Regions from separate parts of the Mus musculus genome. Here region 2 is linked to region 1. A link is a loop called in an ENCODE intact Hi-C map of the cell type or tissue named here. Cell type or tissue: left cerebral cortex. All regions are shown on one strand. Links, peaks and the distances in the headings refer to the core of each region. The heading gives the core; the rest is flanking DNA.

Region 1 (11,414 bases), core at 1,153-9,152:
AACCTGGTCTACAGAGTGCGTTCCAGGACAGCCAGTGCTACACAGAGGAACCCTGTCTCGAAAAACCAAAAAATAAAAAAATTACACTTTACCACTGTCTTCTACTAATTTTACTTCATTTTATTAATGTTCTCCTTCTTGTTTTGTTTTGTCAAGACAGGGTCTCACTATTCAGTACCACTATGCCTGTCTTTATTATTTATATTCTTTTCTAAAAAATAATTTATTTGTATTTTGTGTAATTGGTGTTTTGCCTGCATGCATGTTTGTGTGAGGGTGTGGGATCCCTTGGAACAGGGTGCTGGGAGTTGAACCTGGACTTCCTGAAAGAGCAGTGTACTGGCTAGTTTTGTGTCAACTTGACACAACTGGTGTTATCACAGAGAAAGGAGCTTCAGTTGGGGAAATGCCTCCATGAGATCCAGCTGTGGGGCATTTTCTCAATTAGTGATCAAGGGGGAAAGGCCCCTTGTGGATGGGACCATCTCTGGGCTGGTAGTCTTGGTTTTATAAGAGAGCAGGCTGAGTAAGCCAGGGGAAGCAAGCCTGTAAAGAACATCTCTCCATGGCTTCTGCATCAGCTCCTGCTTCCTGACCTGTTTGAATTCCAGTCCTGACTTTCTTTGGTGATGAACAGCAATGTGGAAGAGTAAGCTGAATAAACCTTTTCCTCCCCAACTGTTTCTTGGTCATGATGTTTGTGCAGGAATAGAAACCCTGACTAAGACAGAGCAGCTAGCGCTCTTAACTGCTGAGCCATCTCTCCTGTCCCGTCAGGCCCTGCCCATGTTCTTTAGATCTTCATATTCTCATTCTCTCTCTCTCTCTCTCTCTCTCTCTCTCTCTCTCTCTCTCTCTCACTCACACACACACACACACACACACAGAGCTTTTTTTTGAGACCAGGTTCTTTTTTTTTCCTATTAGTATCGTGTGTGAGAGTGTGTGTGAGTGTGTGTTCATGAATCTGGGTGCTCATGTGTGCACATGTCAGAGGTCATCATCAGGTGACCTCCTCAGTTGCTTCTCCACCTTTATATTCAGGACAGGGGCTGTCATTGAACCTGAAGCTCACCACCTGGACAGACAGGCCGCCAGCAAGCCCCACAGATCCTCCTGTCTTTGCCTCTCCAGCACTAGGCTTATAGACAGATGCCACCACATCTGGCCACTTTCGTGAAGTCTGGGACAGAACTCAAGTGCTCGTGCTTGAGTGGCAAGTGTTTCACTGACTGAATGCCCCCAACGTCAGCTTTTTGAGACAGGCTCTCACTACTCCAAGCAGCCCTGGCTGACCTGGGACTCCCTAGGTAGACCAAGCTGACCTCAAGCTTACAAAGATCCGCCTGCCTGTGCCTCCTGGGATTGCATCCTTAGGCTAGACGTGCATTATGGAAGGATGCGCTTCCTCCAGTTCTGCACTCCGTGACATGATGCAAGCTGAAACACTCTACTACAGAGACCACACAAAACAGGTTTCCCACCCTCCAGCAAACCAGGACCCAAGGCCTGGCTTTGAAATCTGCCACTTCCTGTCCTTATGACCACAGGTCGATTCTTCCTGGAACCTGTTTCCCCACCCCCACCCCCTTCAACCACAACAGGTAGCCCAGGCTGGCCTCTCACTTACTATGCAGGTAGCCCAGGCTGGCCTCTCACTTACTATGCAGGTAGCCCAGGCTGGCCTCTCACTTACTATGCAGGTTAGCCCAGGCTGGCCTCTCACTTACTATGCAGGTTAGCCCAGGCTGGCCTCTCACTTACTTCACAGGGGACGATGACTTTGAACTTCTTACGCTCCTGCCTCTGTCTCCCATTGCTGGGATGATGGATCTAGATAACCACAGTACTGGCGAGTAAACCTAGTGCTTCAGACATGACAGGCGAATGCTCTACCAACTCAACTCTACTCCAGTTCCCACCAGTCTGCTTCTAAACTTATAAATGAGCAAGATACACCACACCTTTGGTGAGTGCGTATGAGCTAAAGGAGAGGGAACTGTGTGGATGAACAATCTCAAATGCTGGTCCTATGATTTCGAACTCAGAAATCTGCCTGCCTCTGCCTCCCAAGTGCTGAGATTAAATGTGCATGCTACCAACTGCTCAGCGTGATTTTTTTTTTAAAGATTAAAAAATATCTTATAGCCGGGCGTGGTGGCGCATGCCTTTAATCCCAGCACTCGGAGGCAGAGGCAGGTGGATTTCTGAGTTCGAGGCCAGCCTGGTCTACAGAGTGAGTTCCTGGACAGCCAGGGCTACACAGAGAAACCCTGTCTCAAAAAAACAAAAACAAAACAAAACAAAAAATATATTATGTGTGTGCACTATATCTGTGGACGGGTATTTCTGTGTGTATGCAGTACCCACAGAGTCCAGCAGATGGTGCTGGGGTCCCTGGAGCTGGACTTATAGGCAGCTGGCACCTGCTGGATGTGGATGCTGGGGACAAAACTCCAGTGCTCTTAAAGGGTAGTTTGAGAATGCTGGGAATTTCCCTCCATTAATGGTAAACAACCCTTCAAAAGCCAATATTCTATAAATCTGCCCCACCTACTAAAAACTTTCATGCCACATCATTTTTAGAAAACTGTATGCCTACATACTAGAAGAGGGCATCAGATCCGATTATAGGTAGTAAATTGCCCTGTGGGTGCTAGTAACTGAACTCAAGACCTCTGGAAGACAGTGTCATCCGGAGATGCGGGGGCTCATTTGGACAGTAACTCTGGGTCTTCACATATACTAACTATAGGAATCATGAATCTTCCAAAGCCAAACACGGTGATGCCGGACGGGCTTGTCATCCTGGCTACCTAGGAGGCTGAGGCAGGAGGATCACAACTACAAGGCCAGTCTGGGCAATTTTATAAGACCCCTTTTCAAAAGTAAAAAAGATGGGGGAATACTGCTCAGTGGTAGAGCATCTATGTAGCATGCCATGAGGCCCTGGGGTCAATTCCCCACTGCTACTCAAACACATGCACACTGTTCAAAGTTAGGCTTGCTCTCCTACTCATTATAAATAAGCCTTATTTATGCCAGCCTCTTGCCCACATCCCCGGGTCCCCTGTTCTCCCAATCCCTGTCACCAGGTACTGGTTTTTGTTTTTAGTTTTATTTTGCACATGACCATGCATGTGTACATGTGTGTGTGTGTGTGTGTGTGTGTGTGTGTAGTGTTCATGTTCACGTGTGTGCATATGTGTGCATGTAGGTATGTATGCTCATATCCACAGGTGGAGGCCATAGGTCTGTTTCTTAACTGCTTTCCACTTTATTTTTGAGACAAGGAGCCTCAGGGAACTCTACACATCCCCAGCTCCGAAACTGCAGACACGCTTTGCATGCCCTCCCCCCGCCCCTTCTGTTTTACTTGGGTGCTAAGCATCCAGACTCAGGTCCTCTCATTTGTACCACTGAGACACCTCCTCAGCCCCTACTATCTCTCTCTATATATATATTTATTTCCTGTGACATCGTCTTTCATTGAACCCAGAACTTGCTTATTTTTGGCTGGGCTGGCTGGCCAATAAGCCAGAAGATCTGCCTGTCCTTTGCCTCCCCAGAGCTGGGGTCACAGGCATGAGCTGCTGTACCTTGTGACCCCACCTCCTGCATGCAAGCCTCTTTTTTTTTTTTTTTCTTCCCCCATTTCTTGGGAGACAGGCTTTGCAGTTCTGTAGCCCAGGATGGCCTAGAACTCACTACATAGTCCACATTGGCCTGAACTTTGCCATCCTCCTGCCTCGGTATTGGGATGAGCGATAACTGAGCGATAGGGGTAGGCTAACTGCCATCTATCTGTTTTCGTCACAGCAGTTGTTAAGATAGGAAACTACTTCCTATGTGCATTTGCATGGTTACTGTCTACCCGTTAAACTGTGAGCTCCTTGAGTGGCCCTTAGTCGCTGCTGTCAACAATGCTGGCTTCACAGCGAGAGGTCAGTAACACTGGTTCAGTGTGGGTGCACGCTATTCAAGCGTCCCTTCGCTAAGCTGCAATCGGCATCAATTTCCTCCCACTCGGATGCACACGAAAAAGGAAACCAGCGCTGGCTCGGTGGTGGTCAGGGAGTCGGGTGGGAGTCAGAGCAGGGAGACGGAGGAAGGGGTCCATCAGGGAAGTGAGGTCTGACAGGTGACTAGGTAGCAGGCCGATCCCACTCCCTGGGGTGGAGGAGGAAGTGGAAATGACAAGGGGGAAATTTAAAAAAAAAAAAAAAAAAAAGGAGAAGCTGGACCTTAGACTTAAAAATAAATTAAAAGCCAGCCATCGTTCTTAGGTTCGAGGCTCTAGGGTGGGATCTGGGAACACGGCAGGGTTAGGGGGGAAGCGGCGGGGCAGGCGAGCCGGTGTTGGAGGCAAAGGCTGGAGATCAGGGCGGACGCTTCCTCTCTCCCCGGCCTTATGACACAGATCTCCTGCCACCCCTCGGACCCTCGCCCCGCTCGGCTCCCCGCCCCTGGGGCTCGAATGCTTACCGGCATCTTGACGGTGTCCGGATTCGATCCAGAGAAGCCGAACTCAGAAAGCGTTTCCGACGACCGAGCCTGGGTGGAGTGGGCGGAAGTAAGCCGGAAGAGGCGGGCGGAAGGAATAAACGCACTTCCGGTGACTTGCTCCGGCTGCGCTGACCGCAAGTGACGCCAGGGGGCGCGTCAGCGTGAGGCGATGACCGTGGCGCATGCATAAAGCACGTTCAGAATAAAAGGCTGGATTTTGAAATTGAAGACTCCCTCGCAAGTGGTTAATAATCAGCTCCCGGTTTTGTTTTTTGGGTTTTTTTTCTCATTTCCCGGCTTCAGCTTCAAATCCAGTACCACTCAGTCGCCTGATTTACCCTTCTGCTATGTCTAGTTTTTTACTTTTTTTTTTTTTTTTTTGGTTTTTCGAGACAGGGTTTCTCTGTGTAGCCCTGGCTGTCCTGGAACTCACTCTGTAGACCAGGCTGGCCTCTAACTCAGAAATCCGCCTGCCTCTGCCTCCCGAGTGCCGGGATTAAAGGCGTGCGCCACCACACCTGGCTTAGTTTTGTACTTTTACCACAATGCAAGGTGGGGGACATCAGTTCTCACTTTCCACCGTGATACTCTCGGAACCAACACAGTCTTCAGAAACACCTACACCCTGAGCCGTCTTGGCGGCCAATATTTTTTATTTTTCAATTTTTTCTTTGCTAAGAGTCGCATGAAGTCCAGGCTGGCATATACATATAAATGAATATGAACTGATCTGCACCCACTTGTGTTCAGGAATTACAGATATGTGCCCATCACTCCTGTTATTTTTATTTATTTTTCTTGCTTAGTTTTATGATGCCGACGGTGGTGTCTATCTTCCTTGTCATGTTAAGACAGTCAGGGACCACCACAGGGGTAAAGGAAAGAAAAGTCCTGAGCCTACCCCTTTGACCTGTCTGTCACCCACTAAATGTGTATATCATTTCTACTCTTTCAACAAGGTATGGTGTATGTCTTCCCAGATCATGGCAAGGACTAAGTGGTCATGAAAACCAAGCATATTATAAGGGCCTGAGTGATGCCACATGTCTGAGGGGATGACTACAAACCCACCACTGACACCCATCATATATGTATGTAAGTATGTATTTTGCCTCTCTGGGTAGCCCTGGCTAGTCTGAAACTTGCTTTGTAGACCAGGCTGGCCTTGAACTCTTGAGATCCACCTGCCTTGCCTCCCAAGTACTGAGACTGAGGGGATATGTAACCACCATACCCAGCCAACCACTTTTTGTTTTTGGACAAGGTATTAACTATGTAGCCCAGGCTGGTCTCTACAATGTCTGGCTTATACTCCCTGTTCTTTGTATGACTGCTGAGGAGCCAGGTCCTGGGGTTGAATCCTAGTTCCAACATGACTAGCTGTGTTATTCTGAGCAACTTAATGTACCTCTCTGTGCCTCTGTTCCTCACCTAAATATAGAGGCCTCAGTATTTACCTCATTGCTTAGGGAGGCTGAAATGAGCTACAAGAAAAGTATTTAGAACTAACATTAGACATGTTCTCTTTCTTGGGTTTTGGAGACAGGGTTTCTCTGTGTAGCCCTGGCTGTCCTGGAACTCACTCTGTAGACCAGGCTGGCCTCGAACTCAATAAATTTGCCTGCCTCTGCCTCCTGAATGCTGGGATTAAAGGTGTGCGCCACCATGCCTGGGAACCTGTTAATGGGAGTCCAGAGACCAGAGACCAGGATATTTTCAGCCATCCCGTACTCCTAGGCCACAGGCAGCTCAGCCCATTCCCACACCAGGCCTGGTGCACAGCCCAGCCACACTTGGCTCTTGCCCTCAGCCTTGGCCTCCAGATGCCAACGACTATGGATTCAGAGAGCCTCACTTGGCTTTATTGAAAATGGACCAAACTCAGCCCTATAGGCCAACATGACAACTTCTGACCTGAGGGCTATGAGGGCTGAATTAGCGTTACCAGGTAGACTGGTCACCAAATATCCAGGGAGCCTTGGGCCCTGTTGCAAGGATTCAAGGAAAGAAGTTATGGAAAATACTCTGTAATGTCACGTCTAGCTGGGCTTACTAAGATCCAGCCTCACTCTGCCAGAGCCTGGCCTTTGAGGGATGCTGGAGAAAGACCTTCTGGCTGGCTGTTCCCATGACCTGCACCACACCAGCTGCCAATGGACTCTCAAAAGCTCAATGTAATTCAATGTAAGTTAAAAAGAAAAACTATTTCTTCTGCTTTAGGGTATTGTAGTGGCTATTCCTGGTTGTCAACTTGACAATATTTGGAATGAACTACAATCCGGAATTGGAAGGCTCACCAGTGACCCTTATCTGGAGGCTTGGAGATCCTTATCTGGATCTTGGTTTGAAGATCTTGAGCCACAGTGGCTATGGATTCCAGAAGATTGAATCTCCGAGTTTAAGGAATACACCTTTAATCTGGGCTACACCTTTCATCTGGGATTAAAGGTGTGGCGGAACACACCTTTAATCTGGGCTACACCTTCTGCTGGAGACAATATAAGGACATTGGAAGAAGGGAGTTTAGCTCGAGCTCTTGCTCTTGCTCTTGCTCCTGCTCCTTCGCCTGCTTGCTGCGTGAGACTGAGTAACTGCTAGATCCTTGGACTTCCATTCACAGCTGCGACTGAACAATTGTTGGGAATTGGGCTGCCGACTGTAAGTCATCAATAAATTCCTTTACTATTTAGAGACTATTCATAAGTTCTGTGACTCTAGAGAACCCTGACTAATACAGAAGTTGGTACCAGGAGTGGTTCTAGAGTAACAGAAGTACAAGGATGAATCTTTTAAAATACTGGAATTGGCTTGTTGATCCACCAGCACTTTCAAATATTGAAACCTCTCCAGATTCTCTCCCTCCTGGGAGCTCAGAGAATTTTGAAGACCCATGGTTGAAACTATATTCCGAACTTAAAGAAGCTAATGACCTTGATTTTCTTAATGAATTAGGTGATTCAGTGCACAAAGCTTTCTACAAGATGGGGAAAAAATCGGAAAATGATTTTACTGGCTGGCTGCTCTTAGTATCTGTGGAAAGAATGATGAATGAAAGGAAGGAGTTGTGTGATAAAATCGAAAGTCTCCAGACACAAGTAAACGATCTAAAAGTTGCTAAGTGTGTCCTTGAGGAGAATCTTCTCTCTTGTAGCAATAGAGCTCAAGTTGCAGAAAATCAAACAGAAACTCTCATTGTAAGGTTGGCTGAACTACAGCGAAAATTCAAGTCTCAGCCTCAGAGTGTGTCGACAGTTAAAGTAAGGGCTCTAATTGGCAAAGAATGGGATCCTACAACATGGGATGGGGATGTGTGGGAAGACCATGTTGAAGCTGAGAATTTTGAATCCTCAGATTCTCAAGGGTTTGCCCCACCTGAGGAAGTAGTACCCTCAGCCCCACCTCTTGAAATAATGCCTTCCCCACATGAGGAAATTAATTTTGCAGAGTTTGCTCACGGCCCACCAATAGTTTCTTCTAGACCTGTAACCAGACTCAAAGCAAAACAGGCTCCTAGAGGGGAGGTAGAAAGTGTAGTCCATGAGGAAATTCGCTACACTACTAAGGAGCTTAATGAGTTTGCTAATTCATTCAAGCAGAAACCTGGTGAATATGTGTGGGAATGGATTTTAAGGGTGTGGGATAAGGGTGGAAGGAACATAAAACTAGAGCAGGCTGAGTTTATTGACATGGGTCCTCTGAGTAGAGATTCTAGGTTTAATACGGAAGCTCGCATAGTTAAAAAAGGTGTCAAAAGTTTGTTTGAATGGTTGGCTGAGGTGTTTATCAAAAGATGGCCTACTGGAAATGACTTGGAGATGCCTGATATTCCGTGGCTTAGTGTTGATGAAGGGATTTTAAGACTTAGGGAAATTGCAATGCTAGAGTGGATATATTGTGTAAAGCATAATTGTCCACAATGGGAAGGTCCAGAAGATATGCCTTTCACTAGCTCTATAAGACGCAAATTGGTGAGAGGGGCACCAGCACATTTGAAGGGTTTTGTTCTTTCCCTTTTCCTTGTGCCAGATCTTAGCATTGGAGATGCTTCTGCTCAATTAGATGAATTAAATTCACTGGGTTTAGTTGGATTCCGAGGTAACAAGGGCCAGGTGGCAGCATTGAATCGCCAGAGACAAGGTGATTCTAGTTATTATAATGGACAGCGTAGACAAAAGAATGTTTATAATAACATACCCAGTAATGGTCAGCACAGGAGAGGTGAAATTTATAATGGCATGACTCGGTTGGACCTTTGGTACTGGCTAACCAATCATGGTGTTTCCAGGAATGAAATACATAGGAAGCCTACTGCATATTTGTTTGATCTGTATAAGCAGAAGAATTCTCAAACAAATGAAAGAAAGGCTACATTAGATCGTGGTAAACAGCCAAATGAAAGAAAGGCTACATTAGATCGTGGTAAACAGCAATCTCGGCCAGTGAATCAATTTCCAGACTTGAGACAGTTTGCAGATCCAGAACCCCTTGAATGAAGGGGTGGCCAGGTTCCACTGAGGAAGGATCTTGATAAGACACCCAAAGGTTTTGCTGTTACCCTTTCTCCAGTTCTTCCCCAGAGGGACCTACGGCCTTTTACAAGGGTAACTGTACACTGGGGAAAAGGAAATAATCAGACTTTTCGGGGTCTGCTGGATACTGGTTCTGAGTTGACACTGATCCCAGGGGATCCCAAGAAACATTGTGGCCCTCCAGTTAAAGTAGGGGCTTATGGAGGGCAGGTGATTAATGGAGTTTTGACTGATGTCCGACTCACAGTAGGTCCAGTAGGTCCCCGGACACATCCTGTGGTGATTTCCCCAGTTCCAGAATGTATAATTGGGATAGATATACTCAGAAATTGGCAGAATTCTCATATTGGTTCCCTGAACTGTAAAGTGAGGGCTATTATGGTTGGAAAGGCCAAATGGAAGCCTTTAGAGTTGCCTCTGCCAAAGAAAATAGTGAATCAAAAACAGTATCGTATTCCCGGAGGAATTGCAGAAATTACTGCCACTATCAAGGACTTGAAAGATGCAGGGGTGGTGGTTCCCACCACATCTCCGTTTAACTCTCCTATCTGGCCAGTGCAGAAAACAGATGGATCATGGAGAATGACAGTTGATTATCGAAAACTAAATCAGGTGGTAACTCCAATTGCAGCTGCTGTACCAGATGTAGTTTCGTTACTTGAGCAAATTAACACATCTCCTGGCACCTGGTATGCGGCTATTGATCTGGCAAACGCCTTCTTCTCAGTACCTGTCCATAAGGACCACCAGAAGCAATTTGCTTTCAGTTGGCAAGGCCAACAGTATACCTTCACAGTTTTGCCTCAAGGATATATTAACTCTCCTGCCCTGTGTCATAATTTAGTTAGAAGGGATCTTGATCGTTTGGATCTTCCACAAAATATCACATTGGTGCACTATATTGATGACATTATGCTGATTGGACCAAGTGAGCAGGAAGTAGCAACCACTTTGGACTCATTGGTAACACATATGCGTATCAGAGGATGGGAAATAAATCCAACCAAAATTCAAGGACCATCTACCTCAGTGAAATTCTTAGGAGTCCAGTGGTGTGGGGCATGCAGAGATATTCCTTCTAAGGTGAAAGATAAGTTATTGCACCTGGCCCCTCCTACAACCAAGAAAGAAGCACAACGTTTAGTGGGTCTATTTGGATTCTGGAGACAACACATCCCTCACTTGGGTGTGTTACTTAGGCCTATTTACCAAGTGACTCGGAAAGCTGCTAGCTTTGTGTGGGGCCTGGAACAGGAGAAGGCCCTTCAACAGGTCCAGGCTGCTGTGCAGGCTGCTCTACCACTTGGACCATATGACCCAGCAGACCCGATGGTACTTGAGGTGTCTGTGGCTGATAGAGATGCTGTTTGGAGCCTCTGGCAGGCCCCTGTAGGTGAATCACAGAAAAGACCTTTGGGATTTTGGAGCAAAGCTCTACCATCATCTGCAGACAACTATTCTCCCTTTGAAAAACAGCTCTTGGCCTGCTATTGGGCCTTAGTGGAAACTGAACGTCTGACAATAGGACACCAAGTCACTATGCGACCTGAACTACCCATCATGAGCTGGGTACTATCAGACCCTGCAAGTCATAAAGTGGGACGTGCACAGCAGCAGTCTATTATCAAATGGAAGTGGTATATACGTGATCGGGCCAGAGCAGGTCCTGAAGGCACAAGCAAGTTACATGAAGAAGTTGCTCAAATGCCTATGGTTTCTACTCCTGTTACAATGCCATCTGCTGCCAAACATGCGCCTATAGCCTCATGGGGTGTTCCCTATGATCGACTGACCGAAGAGGAGAAGACTAGAGCCTGGTTTACTGATGGCTCTGCACGTTATGCAGGCACCACCCAGAAGTGGACAGCTGCAGCATTACAACCCCTTTCTGGGACAACCCTGAAAGACACAGGTGAAGGGAAATCTTCACAGTGGGCAGAACTTCGGGCAGTACACATGGTATTACAGTTTGTTTGTAAGAAGAAATGGCCAGATGTACGATTATTCACTGACTCATGGGCTGTAGCCAATGGATTGGCTGGATGGTCAGGGACTTGGAAAGATCACAATTGGAAAATTGGTGAGAAAGATATCTGGGGAAGAAGTATGTGGATAGATCTCTCCAAATGGGCAAAGGATGTGAAGATATTTGTGTCCCATGTAAATGCTCACCAAAAGGTGACTTCAGCCGAGGAGGAGTTCAATAATCAAGTGGATAAGATGACCCGTTCTGTGGACAGTCAGCCTCTCTCCCCAGCCATCCCTGTCATTGCTCAATGGGCACATGAACAAAGTGGCCATGGTGGTCGAGATGGAGGTTATGCTTGGGCTCAGCAACACGGGCTTCCACTCACCAAAGCTGACCTGGCTACAGCTGCT
Region 2 (11,414 bases), core at 2,112-10,111, 280 kb after region 1:
AGCACACAGCTGGGCAGTGGTGGCGCACGCCTTTAATCCCAGCACTTGGGAGGCAGAGGCAGGCGGATTTCTGAGTTCGAGGCCAGCCTGGTCTATAGAGTGAGTTCCAGGACAGCCAGGACTACACAGAGAAACCCTGTCTCGAAAAACCAAACCAAACCAACCAACCAACCAAAAAAAGCAATCAGGTTAAACTTAAGCCTGAGGTTAACAATGAACACACTATTACATTAAGTATGTGCCGTGCAGTATTGGGATACACTTCTACTGAGAATGGTTTGTTTCTTAGCAGTAGTGAGGACGGATTTCAGCATTTGGAAGTGCATTTACATGGAACTGCTTGCTCAAGTTTGTCTGCCAGCCCCAATCTGCAGATGTCTTTTCACCCTGAGACTCAGTCTATAGCGCAGGGGAGCCTTGGGGTCTGCTAGACCCTGTATGGGTTTGGTGCTTGCTGCTGGGTCTTGCCAGGCAGGGCTCAGCCTGTGATGATGTCATGGTTGGAATGGAAAGGCATGAAGGGTGCAGACAAGGGGAAGCTGCACAGGTGTGTTTGATCTTCTTCTTCTTCTTCTTCTTCTTCTTCTTCTTCTTCTTCTTCTTCTTCTTCTTCTTCTTCTTCTTCTCTTCTTCTTCTTCTTCTTCTTCTTCTTCTTCTTCTTCTTCTTCTTCTTCTTCTTCTTCTTCTTCTCTTCTTCTTCTTCTTCTTCTTCTTCTTCTTCTTCTTCTTCTCTTCTTCTTCTTCTTCTCCTCCTCCTCCTCCTCCTCCTCCTCCTCCTCCTCCTCCCTCTTTCCTCCTCCCCCCTCTTTCCTCCTTCTCCTTCTTGTGTTAGGCCTTGAATAGACACCATGACCAAAGCAACTCTTATAAGGACGACATTTAATTGGGGCTGGCTCACAGGTTCAGAGGTTCAGTCCATTGTCATCAAGATGGGAGCATGGCAGCATCCAGGCAGGCATGATGTAGGAGGAGCTGAGAGTTCTACATCTTTATCTGATGGATGTTAGCAGAATACTGGCTTCCAGGCAGCTAGGATGAGGGTCTTAAAGTCCATGCCCACAGTGACACACCTACTCCAACAAGGTCACACCTCCAAATAATGCCACTCCCTGGGCCAAGCATATATAAATCCTGACAGCCTTGTACACAGTAAGTATGCACTTCCTGTGCCACACCCATCCCCTTGTATGTTCTGTCCCCCTCTGCCCTGTCACTTGGGACCATGTTGCTAAAAGTGGCTCTGAGAAATCTTGTGTATGTCTTACTCTCTAAAATTAATCAAAAGCCACAAAGACATTTTTATTTTCTTTCTCTCTCTCCCTTCCTTCCTTCCTTCCTTCCTTCCTTCCTTCCTTCCTTCCTCCCTCCCTCCCTCCCTCCCTCCCTCTCTCTCTCTCTCTCTCTCTCTCTCTCTCTCTTCCTTCCTTCTTTCTTTCACCTTTTGGACTGTCTTTTTTCTACCCATTCACTTGCTCTTCTTGCTCAGTTAACCATCCGTTCGTCCTTCCACCCACCCCTTACCTGCCCCTTTGCCACTTGTGTAAGCCTCTCTTCCGGGTGCTTGGTATGCACTGTTTCCATGAGGTCCTCAGGATGGCACCGAGGACTAGGCATTCCTACAACACTCCAGAATACTCCAAAAAAGGCACTCCTGCAGTCCAGAGTGGACACGTGTAACCCAGCCCAGGGCCACAGGAACTAAGTGGAAGATCCAAAATTCCATCCAAAATAGGTCCCACGAGTCATCCCCTCCTTGTCTTGGGATGCTGACAAGCTTCAACCTTATCTCAAGGACAATGAAAAGTCACAGCAGGTCAGACATTGCACAGCCAGAAGTCTTTAGAAAGATCTAGAAAATTCCACCCAACTGCCATGCAGAAGACATCAGAAAGATGTCAGACATGTTCAGGAGAGCCTGGCCTGCAGGCTGAGCAAGGCTCAGAACTTTTGGGGTTCACCCAGCTAAATGAGCCTTCCTAAGAACTCTCTCCCCAGGGTGCTCCTTAACCTTTACTTGACCTCTACCCTGCTCCTGTCACCTCTGCAGAGAGACCCTCCCACCCATAGCATCTGTTGTGTCTCCCTCCAGCCACGAGTGTGATGGTGGGTGGATTTTTTTCTTCTCTTCCCTTGGCCATCTCTTTGGCTCTCCATGTCTCAACCCTGACAGCAGAGTCTGGTACCATGTTGGGCATGCTGTAGTGCTCTACTAAGTATTTTTAAATTTTATGTTATTTTAGTTTCTTTGTGTGCGTGTGGAAAGGTGTGTGTGTATGCAGGGTTTTACTACCAGGTGTTGGGAGTAAAGGCCTGCACTACTGTGCCTGGCTCTTGATCTCCTTTTATCATTTTATTTTATTTTATTTTATTTTATTTTATTTATTTATTTAGTTTGAGATAGGATTTCACTTTGTAGCCCTGGATGTTCTGGACTCACTCTGTAGACCAGGCTGCCCTTGGACGGTCTGCCTCTGCCTCCTGAGTGCTGGGACTAAAGGCATGCATCATCACTGCCTGGCTAATCATTTTATTTTTAAATAATTATTACTTTTTTTGAGACAGGCACAGTGACACATGCTTTTAATCTCAGCGCTTGGGAGGAAGAGGTGGGTAGATCTCTGTGAGTTCAAGGCCAGCCTGCTCTATACACTGAGTTACACAGAGAAACCCTGTCTAGAAAATAAACAAACAAACAAACAAACAAACCAATGAAACAAAACCCTAACCACTTATTTATTTTTCTTTTTAAGATTTATTTTATGTATATGAGAACACCGTAGTATCCTCAGATGTACCACAAGAAGGCATCCCATTCCAGATGGTTGTGAGCTACCACGTGGTTGCTGGGAATTGAACTCAGGACCTCTGGAAGAGCTGTCAAATGCTCTTAAGAGCAGAACCATCTCTCCAGCCCCTATTTATTTTTGTGTGTAGTGTTTATGTCTGTAAGTGTATACCACATGTGTGAGGGTGCTGGCTGAGGCCAGAAGAGGTTGTCAGATCTCTTAGAATGGAGTCATAAGCAGTTGTGAACCATCAGTTAGGCCTGGCCGTGAACTTGGATTCTCTAGGGTGGGAGGTGCTCATAACTACCGAGCCATTTTGCCAGTCATGCCTTGGTTTTTGAACCACCGTCCCTTGCACTGGAGAGTACTAGTACTCTGCTGGCCGGCTGCTGAACTCCAGGGATCTAAGTGTCTCCACCTCCCAGGCTGGGGTTGCAGGGACACCATCGCCACCTTCACTCAGTTTCTTACCCGTCTTGGGGATTGAACTCGGGTCTTCGTGTCTGTGCGTCATCGAGATCTTCTGCTTTCCCAGCCCCTCAGCAATTTCTGATATGGATCCCGCGTCCTGGCAAGCTCTCACTTCCTCCCCAAGACAGTATGGATGACGGGGAGCCCATCGTCTCTTTCCTCACCTTCTGCGGTCTTTCTCTCTCCCATCCAGATGTCAAATCCAAGAAGCTTGGGAAGAAGGGGAAGGGCGAGAGTTTCGCGAGCTATGAGGTGGCGCACCTGCGGCTGCTGAAGCTGGCGGAGAACGGGGACCTGAACCAGCTCACCGAGGATTTCCTGGCCAAGGAGGAGAAGAATTTTGCTCGTTTCACTTATGTCACCGAGCTCAACAATGACATGGAGACCATGCACAAGAAGACCCAGCGGATCCAGGTGTGTGGCTTTCAAGGGTTTTCCCCGATACCTTAGTCTGTGCTGTAGATAATGGCCACAACAGGTTTCATTAACTCTGGACTGTTAGCTAGGAAGGGATTTTTTGTTTGGTTGGTTTTTTTTTGAGACAGGGTTTCTCTGTGTAGCCCTGGCTGTCTTGGAACTCACTTTGTAGACCAGGCTGGCCTCGAACTCAGAAATCCGCCTGCCTCTTCCTCCTGAGTGCTGGGATTAAAGGCCTGTGCCACCACCGCCCGGCCCAGGAAGGCACTTTTAAAAGTAGTTTTATGTATATGGATGCTTTGCCTGCATGTGTGTCTGTGCATCACGTGCATGCAGTGCCCACATAGGCCAGAAGAGGGCACCAGACCCCCATCTGGAATTACAGATGGTATGAGCTGCCCCCGTGGTTGCTGGGAATCAAGCCTGGGTCCTCTGCAAAAGCAGCCAGTGCTCTTAACCTCTGAGCTGTCACTCCAGCCTCTCCTCCTTGGCCTCTGAGACAACATCTGTCAATGGGGTTTTGAGCTCAACCATTAATTGAATTATGCCATCTAGGCTGTAAGCCCCTAGGGACCTCCTGTCTCCGCTCGGGAGACATACTGGGGTTACAAATGAATGCCATCAGGCTGGAGAGATGACACAGCGGTTAAGAGCACTGACTGCTCTTCCAGAGGTCCTGAGTTCATGTTCCAGCAACCACATGGTGGCTTACAACCATCTGTAATGGGATCCGATGCCCTCTTCTGGTGTGTCTGAAGACAGTGACAGTGTACTCACGTACATGAAATAAATAAATCTTTTAAAAATTATATCTAATATATTAATCAATAATACTTATAATTAATTAATAACAATTAATAGTTATATAATATAATACATATACTATATAGCAAATACATTACATACATTATATAATATATTACATATATTATATCTATCATATATTATAGATTATATACTACATATATCACATATATTATATATACATATATAAACACAAATGTATGCCATCACGGCCAGGTATTTTTTTCAGGTGGGTTCTGGGAATGAAACTCAGGTCCCAGCACCTTTGTTGACCAAAGGCTTCAGAGTGGAAGGGACGTAAATGGTCAATGCTTAATCCTGGACAGGCCTGGTGCCCATCAGCCTAGTAAAGGCTCTGGCCAGTCCTGAAGGAGCGACACTTGGCTACCTTCACTGAATCTGTAATTTCTCACACCTACCTGGCTCCTGGGCCTCTTCACATGAACAGCTTCTGGAACACTTCACAGAGTCCAAACCACGCGATGCCGCATGCCAGTCCAGACAGGCTGACTGCTGTCTCTATGGCTCAGAACCAGGAAGAACACCCAGCGCACCAGCAGATGCCATGCCTAGCCGTGCCACGCCCCTCCTCCAAGGATTCCCTCTGACTGAGCCCTGCCCTCTCCTCCTCCGATGACATCATGACCCTGTTTCTTCTTGTGTGGGTATGGAGGACAGAGTACATTGGACCTTTTCCTTAACTCTCCTGCCATTCTGGGAGTTCTGTCCTATCCAGCCAGGTCTCGCCACAGGAGAGCCGCGGTTACTGATGTGCACCGCCACAGCGGACTTTGTATAGGTTGTCCGGATTCGAACTCAGGGCCTCACACTTGCGCAGCAAGCCCCTCACCCACAGAGCCAGCCCCTCAGGAGACAAGTCTCCCTCTAGCACCAGGCTTCAGCCTTTTCCTGAGGCCCATTGTCTCAATGGTCTGCGAGCCACGGGGAGGGACTTAGCGACTCTTCGGCCTGACGTCACTCCTGCCAGGACAGTTATCCTAGAGACTTGGCTGCTTTCTTGCTTTGATGCATTTTTTTTTTTTTTTTTTTTTTTTTGAGACTAGGCCTTGCTCAGTAGCCCGCGCTGGTCTGCAACTCGCAGCAATCCTCCTGTCTCAGCTTGGGGGATGCTGAAATTTCAGGCATGAGTCATTAGAAAACTTCTCTGCTCAAACTAGGATTCAGGTTTTTAAGTTTTTTGGTTATTTTCCCCCCTCTGGTACACCCAGTTTCATCTCTACCTAGGAACGGGGGTCACAGGCCCGTGTTCTCTGATATATTAAGATCTGTAATGGTCAACATATAAAGATCAAAGTGTTCTTTTTTTTTTTTTTTTTTGGTTTTTCGAGACAGGGTTTCTCTGTATAGCCCTGGCTGTCCTGGAGCTCACTTTGTAGACCAGGCTGGCCTCGAACTCAGAAATCCGCCTGCCTCTGCCTCCTGAGTGGAGGGATTAAAGGTGTGTGCCACCATGCCCAGTAAAGATCAAAGTGTTCTACACCAATCCCCAAACTTTTGTTTCTCTGGGGTACATTTGTGTAGGCCACAGTGGGTCGTGAGTGTGTCGCCACTGCCCCCTAGTGGTTGTCTGTGGAATGGCAGGAATGATTTTTGTGGTCCAGGCTGCTCCAGGACAGAGCATATCCCTAGTCCCTGTGGGATGCAGATGCACATGGATGAGGAGCCCTGAGTGACCTATGACTGGAGTGGAAATATCCACACTTGACCCTTGAGGGCTTGGTATAAGGTGGACTTGCCCTCTGTGGGCCTCAGTTTCCCCATCTGTACCATGATGTTGGGAATAGCACAGGAACCCCAGGCTTCTTGTTTTGTTTGCTTTAGTGCACTGTAATTTAGAGGTTGGAGCCCAAGTGTCTGTTGGGGAAATTCTCCACCCCAAACTGCAGATGTCCAGGTCCTAACCAGCAGTTAGCCATCTGTGTGTGAGCCATCATCCCCCACTAGTGAATTCACTATCAGTGGCTGACCTGTCACCTCTTAGCAAGGTTGTCCCCTCACTGGAGTGGCCACCTGTGCTGAAATCTTCCATTATTTCCACCTGAAATGGCACCCGAGGGTGGGAGGGGCTATGTGAAGGAGCTTGGACAAGCTGTACTGGGAACTAGCCTCGCTCCAGTCCTGGAACTTGGAGTGAGCCTGGTCATCTGAAGGGGTGACTCAGATTCTTGGGAGAGTTTGAGGGACCCTAGACTGAGCTGCCAGGTCTAGTGCAGTAGCCACTAGTTGTCCAAATATATTCTTTACCCTGTAATACAAGAGAAACTTCAGCTGCCCTGTCTCTGGTGCCATGTTGCAAGTTCTCAGTACCTAGGCGTGGCCATGACATGGCGCGGTTAGTGCACACAGGATGTGAGAGATGATGCTGACTTCTCTTTCTAGGTGGTTCTGAGCCCGTGTGGATCATGACCCCGTTGGGGGTTGAATGTTTCTTTCACAGGGGTCGCCTGAGACCATTGGAACACACAGATGTTTACATTACAATTCAAAACAGTAGCAAAGTTACAGTTATGAAGTAGCGACAGAAATAATTTTATGTTTGGGGAGTCACCACAACATGAAGGAACTATATTAAAGGGTCGAGGCATTAGGAAGGTTGAGAGCTACTGCACTAGATAGTTCTAGATGATTCTCAGAGGATGAAGAATAGAATGCCTGAGGAGAAGGTGGGGACAGGGGCGACTCCTTGATGGGTTACCCCACATGGAGTAGGGTTGGATACAGTGGATGAGGGCAACTCCCATCTTCTCCTACTGGTTCTCGTCTGTCTGAGCAGGATGACATCATCAACTTGCGGTCACAGCAGCAGACCTCCCATGAGGGCACCCGGAGCATCCTGAAACAGATGGAGGTGAGCTGAGAAGGGGAGGGGGGAGGGGGAGGGGAAGAGACAGGGACAAGGAGCATCCTGCATGTGTCCGTCATCTGTCAGATGGCCTGTTCAGACACAACCACAGAACCCTTGTCTGTAAGCTCTGTTTATTGTACAGGTGCTCGGAGGTCCAACCTAAGCCTGGGACTGCACTTCCATTCTGATGCATCTCTGCCTCAGTTTCTCCTTTTGTCTCCCCCTTGGCTCAGTTCCACTGTTTTTCACTAACGACCACAAACCAACAGTCTGTCTTCTATTCTTTCTCCTCCCCTCTCCCTTTCTGTCTATGCTGGGAATCAAACCCAGGGCCTCCAGTATGTTAGTTCTGTACTGCACCACTGAACCAAGCCTACATCCTGCATGCAAATGCGTCCTGGGCTAGGCACTAGTCAGTAGATGCCAGGCTATGTCCACTCCTCTGGCCCCATCTCCCTTCACCACCTTCAGGAGAAGGTGTTATACTCTTTCCATTTTTTTTTTCAGGGAGCAAACAGAGGCTGGCAGAGGCAAACAGTACAATCAACTCTAGGGAGCCGAGTTGTGGGTTTTTTTTTTTTTTTTGGACATGGTCTCACTATGCAGCCTTGGTGTCTAGAATTCACTATGTAGCCCAGGCTGGCCTCAAACTCACAGCAATCCTCCTTCCTTTGGCTCCCCAGTATTGGGTTTGAAGGTTTCTTCCTGCCTCCCCCGCCCCCCAGACACCCTGGGAGCCCGAGCAAGCTAGAAGCTTATTTTTTGTTAAATAAGCTGAAAATTGGCACTTTCAGGATTGGGGGAGGGAGTGTCTTTGTGATGTCATCTACCACCCAGGCTCTTCTTGGTGTGTGGTTTCCATCCCAAGGATGCCTGGTGGTACCACGGCTCCCAGGAAGAAGGTTGGAGAGTGTGGAGAAGGCCACACTGGCTGAGGCAGGAAGCCCCAGTTGCTTCTCAGGACACTTGAATAATGACTCTTTATGGGGTTTGTGTGCTCGTCACACTGCCATCCCAGGGCAAACAGGTTCTCCGGTGACAGTATCTGGGCAATGAACAGCCAATGCTCAGCAAGATGTGAATCCCGCCCCTGACTGGCTGGGTGTGGTGCACACATCTTTGATTCGCATACTTAGGAGGCTGAGGCAGCAGGATCTGGAGTTAAAGGGTAGCCTGGGCTTTTCCTGTTCAGAATCATAGCTCCTTCCCCTGAGCGATTTTTATTTGTTCCTTGGGGCTCATTTTCGTCCTTCACCCTGACCAGGCTGGTGGTGCTATTCGTGGCTCTACCGCGGAGGGACAGCAAAGCCCAGGAAGAGCCTAGGAAACTCAGAGCCAAGGGGTGTCGGGAAGGGAAGCCGTTGTGATTCAGGCTGGTCTCCGCAGGTGGTCTCCAGCCTAGATCCACAGGCTCTACTTGGGGGCCACCTAGAACTCCCGACTCTTCCCTGGGTTTGGGATCAACAGTGTTCATCAGGGTCTCCTCTGCCTGGCTCTGTCTTTATTGTTTTATGCCTTCACTGGACTGTGGTGCTAGCTAGGATAGCATTGTGTCTGCGCGCATGCGCGTGCGCATGCCCACGTATCCCCCTCCGAAATACAAATACCCCAAGGAGGAGACTTCATCCAAGGAGCTATGGGTTCTCAGATACGTCCCACCCTGCTAAGGGCTGTCCCCAACTTCCTGCTTAGAACCCTCTCCACCCCTGGCTCTTCACCATCTCCTCTCTCTCCAGGAGTCCGGGTTCGGCACTCTGAGGAATCACTTAGTTTTGATACAGGGTCTCATGTACCCCAGGCTGGTCCCAAACTCACTACATAGACAAGGATGACCCTGGGCTCGCGTCCCTCCTTGCCCCCATCCCCAGAGTGCAAGATTTACAGGCATGCATACCACTCCTGGTTTGCGCAAGCACTCCACGCAAGGAACCCCCATCCTTAGCTGTCTGTTTTTTTCTTAAATTTGTTTGATGCTGTCAGGAAGCTCATTCCTTGGATGGCACACCGCCTGCCCCCGCCCCCCCGTCACTTGCACAAAAAGTCCCTCAGCCTCAGGCTGGGCCTGGTGTCTGTCTGTCCCCCAGGAGAAACTGAGAAAGACCACGCAGGAAGCGGACATTTATGAGACCAAATACAAGGAGATGAGCAAGACCCTGGAGTATCTCAAGAACTCGGTGGAGAAGATGTTTAAGAAGATCAACTGCGATGCCACTGAGATCCTGGGCAAGCTGGGCGAGTCCGGGAAGGTCACGGACATCAATCTGCAGCAGTATTTTGGTGAGCCTAGTACCTCTTAGGCACTCTTGCCTGCACGGTCTGTGACCAGGCACAAGAACGCTTTCTTGGTTGGTAGTGAGCACAGCCATGGTGCGGCCTGCCTTGGTTTGAATTCTGAGCCTTCACTTACTAGCTGTGTGACGTTGGCCACATTCCCGACCCTCTCTGTGCTCGGGTTCTTTGAGCTCTGAAATGAGGGTGCAACTCAGGAGCTACACCACCGGATTTATTGGGAGGATTAAACACGGGTTAGTTGGTGGTGAATCTCAGTGAACCCAGGAGAGGGGTTTGGTGAATTCCCTTCAGGAGAAAAACTAAAGCTAGAAAAGAGAGCTTCCTTACACACATTCACAAACACCGTAACACTTACATGTTCACACACACATGCTTACACGGATGTACACACATACACACACATGTACAGGCACCTGCCACAAACACTATACACTAAACACTATACATACACTATATATATATATATATATATATATATATAGTATATATATGTATATACTAAACACTATACATACACACACATGTGCACAAAGACACATTCAAACACCAGTAAACACTATATGCACATGCTCACATATGCCTGCACATATATGCACACGCATGCAAACACATATGCACACATGTATGCACAAAGTGTGTTCATGCAGACGTATACACATATACGTACAGAGGCTCACATGCATGTGCGCGCACACACCACGCTTTTCATATCTGAGCCCCATGGGCTTTTTTCTCCAAGATTAGGAAGAAGGCAAAAATGACTCCTGTTAAGCTTATTCAGTTCTGTACCTGTAGGATGCTTTGCCAAAGCAATACAGCAAGAAAAAGGAACTAAAAACCCTGATTGAAAGGAAGGAAATGAAATGTTCAGAGTGGGGCTCCGGATATGTCACAGACGCTTGTGAAACTGCCTTCTGCATTTCCGGGTTTAGCTCCCAGTTCAGGGTACAGAGGGGACATGGCCACCCAGACTGTGGTAGCTTGGCATGAATGGTACCGGCTGTTCTTATGAGTGTGAATGTGTATGTGTGTGTGTATGTGCACGGGCGCGCAGAGAGCCGAGTTTGAATCTTAGCACCCACCCCAGGCATCCCAGGCAGAAGGAATGGCATAAATGCAGGCTGGAAAATCAGGCTACTGCTGGCTTTGATGTCTAGTGGAACACTGGTTTTTGGCCTTCTCATTGTCAATATCTAGGGAATTCTTTTTGGACCATGTTTTCCTAGAAACTGTCACTCACAGCGCTTTCAGTGCCTCAGATCTACCGTGTGCTCCTGTGAGCAGCTCTGCCAATGTGCATCAGAGAGATTTCGGTGCCTCATGATGTCAGAATTTCCCACACCCACGGCCCGTGGCCAGGAGGAAGCCAGCATCCTGCACAAACTCCCATCCCTCCCTCTGTGATAATGAGGGCTGCCTGGGCTGGCGGTCTTAACCCTTGACCCCCTGACCCCGTTTTTTCCTTCCAGCTATCATAGAAAAGAAGACAAATGACCTGCTGCTTCTAGAGTCCTTCCGGCGCCTGCAGGAGGCAGAGGGGCCCGATGTCGATGTCCCACAACCCTTTGTCAACCCCTTCTGGGGCGGCTCTGCCCTCCTCAAGCCCCCAGAGCCCATAAGGGTTGTGCTGCCTGTGTTTGGGGCAGACTCCTTCAGTGACAAACTTGAAGAGGGTGAGTTCTTGCCCTCTGCCACCCAGGCAGGCCACTGGGTAGGGTCCCTTAAGGACCCCAAGTCTCTATGGGGTCTGTGGGCCTCAGTTTCCCTCATGGCCACG

Evidence for each region. A loop is a pair of places that touch in the nucleus more often than their neighbours do. Peaks named below come from ENCODE experiments on the same cell type or tissue, not always from the same donor. Only the 100,000 strongest peaks of a DNase experiment are listed, where the experiment ranks them.
Region 2: it touches region 1 in a loop (4-fold over the local background); 6 of 42 quality-filtered maps call a loop at or near these places.

What each region holds. Positions count from the first base shown.
Region 1 is chr5:122,385,069-122,396,482 of GRCm38, reverse strand. It overlaps Arpc3 (actin related protein 2/3 complex, subunit 3), which reads right to left and starts at 4,605. Exons shown (of 7, transcript NM_019824.4): 1 at 4,486-4,605. The coding sequence starts at 4,491. It overlaps Gm32853 (a long non-coding RNA gene), which reads left to right and starts at 3,172. Exons shown (of 4, transcript XR_387695.4): 1 at 3,172-3,944; 2 at 5,487-5,601. In left cerebral cortex, for the core only: CTCF peaks have their summits at 2,399 (motif pointing right) and 4,643; DNase peaks (open chromatin) are centred at 2,384, 3,959, 4,615 and 5,014; H3K4me3 peaks cover 1,670 bases; H3K27ac peaks cover 1,186 bases.
Region 2 is chr5:122,109,068-122,120,481 of GRCm38, reverse strand. Ccdc63 (coiled-coil domain containing 63) reads left to right here. Exons shown (of 12, transcript NM_001384199.1): 8 at 3,452-3,672; 9 at 7,274-7,348; 10 at 9,430-9,622; 11 at 11,107-11,310. It also overlaps a transcript of Myl2 not described here. Among named protein-coding and RNA genes, the nearest start is that of Myl2, 14 kb to the right of the region's middle. In left cerebral cortex, for the core only: CTCF peaks have their summits at 4,010 (motif pointing right), 6,083 (motif pointing left) and 8,635; a DNase peak (open chromatin) is centred at 6,066.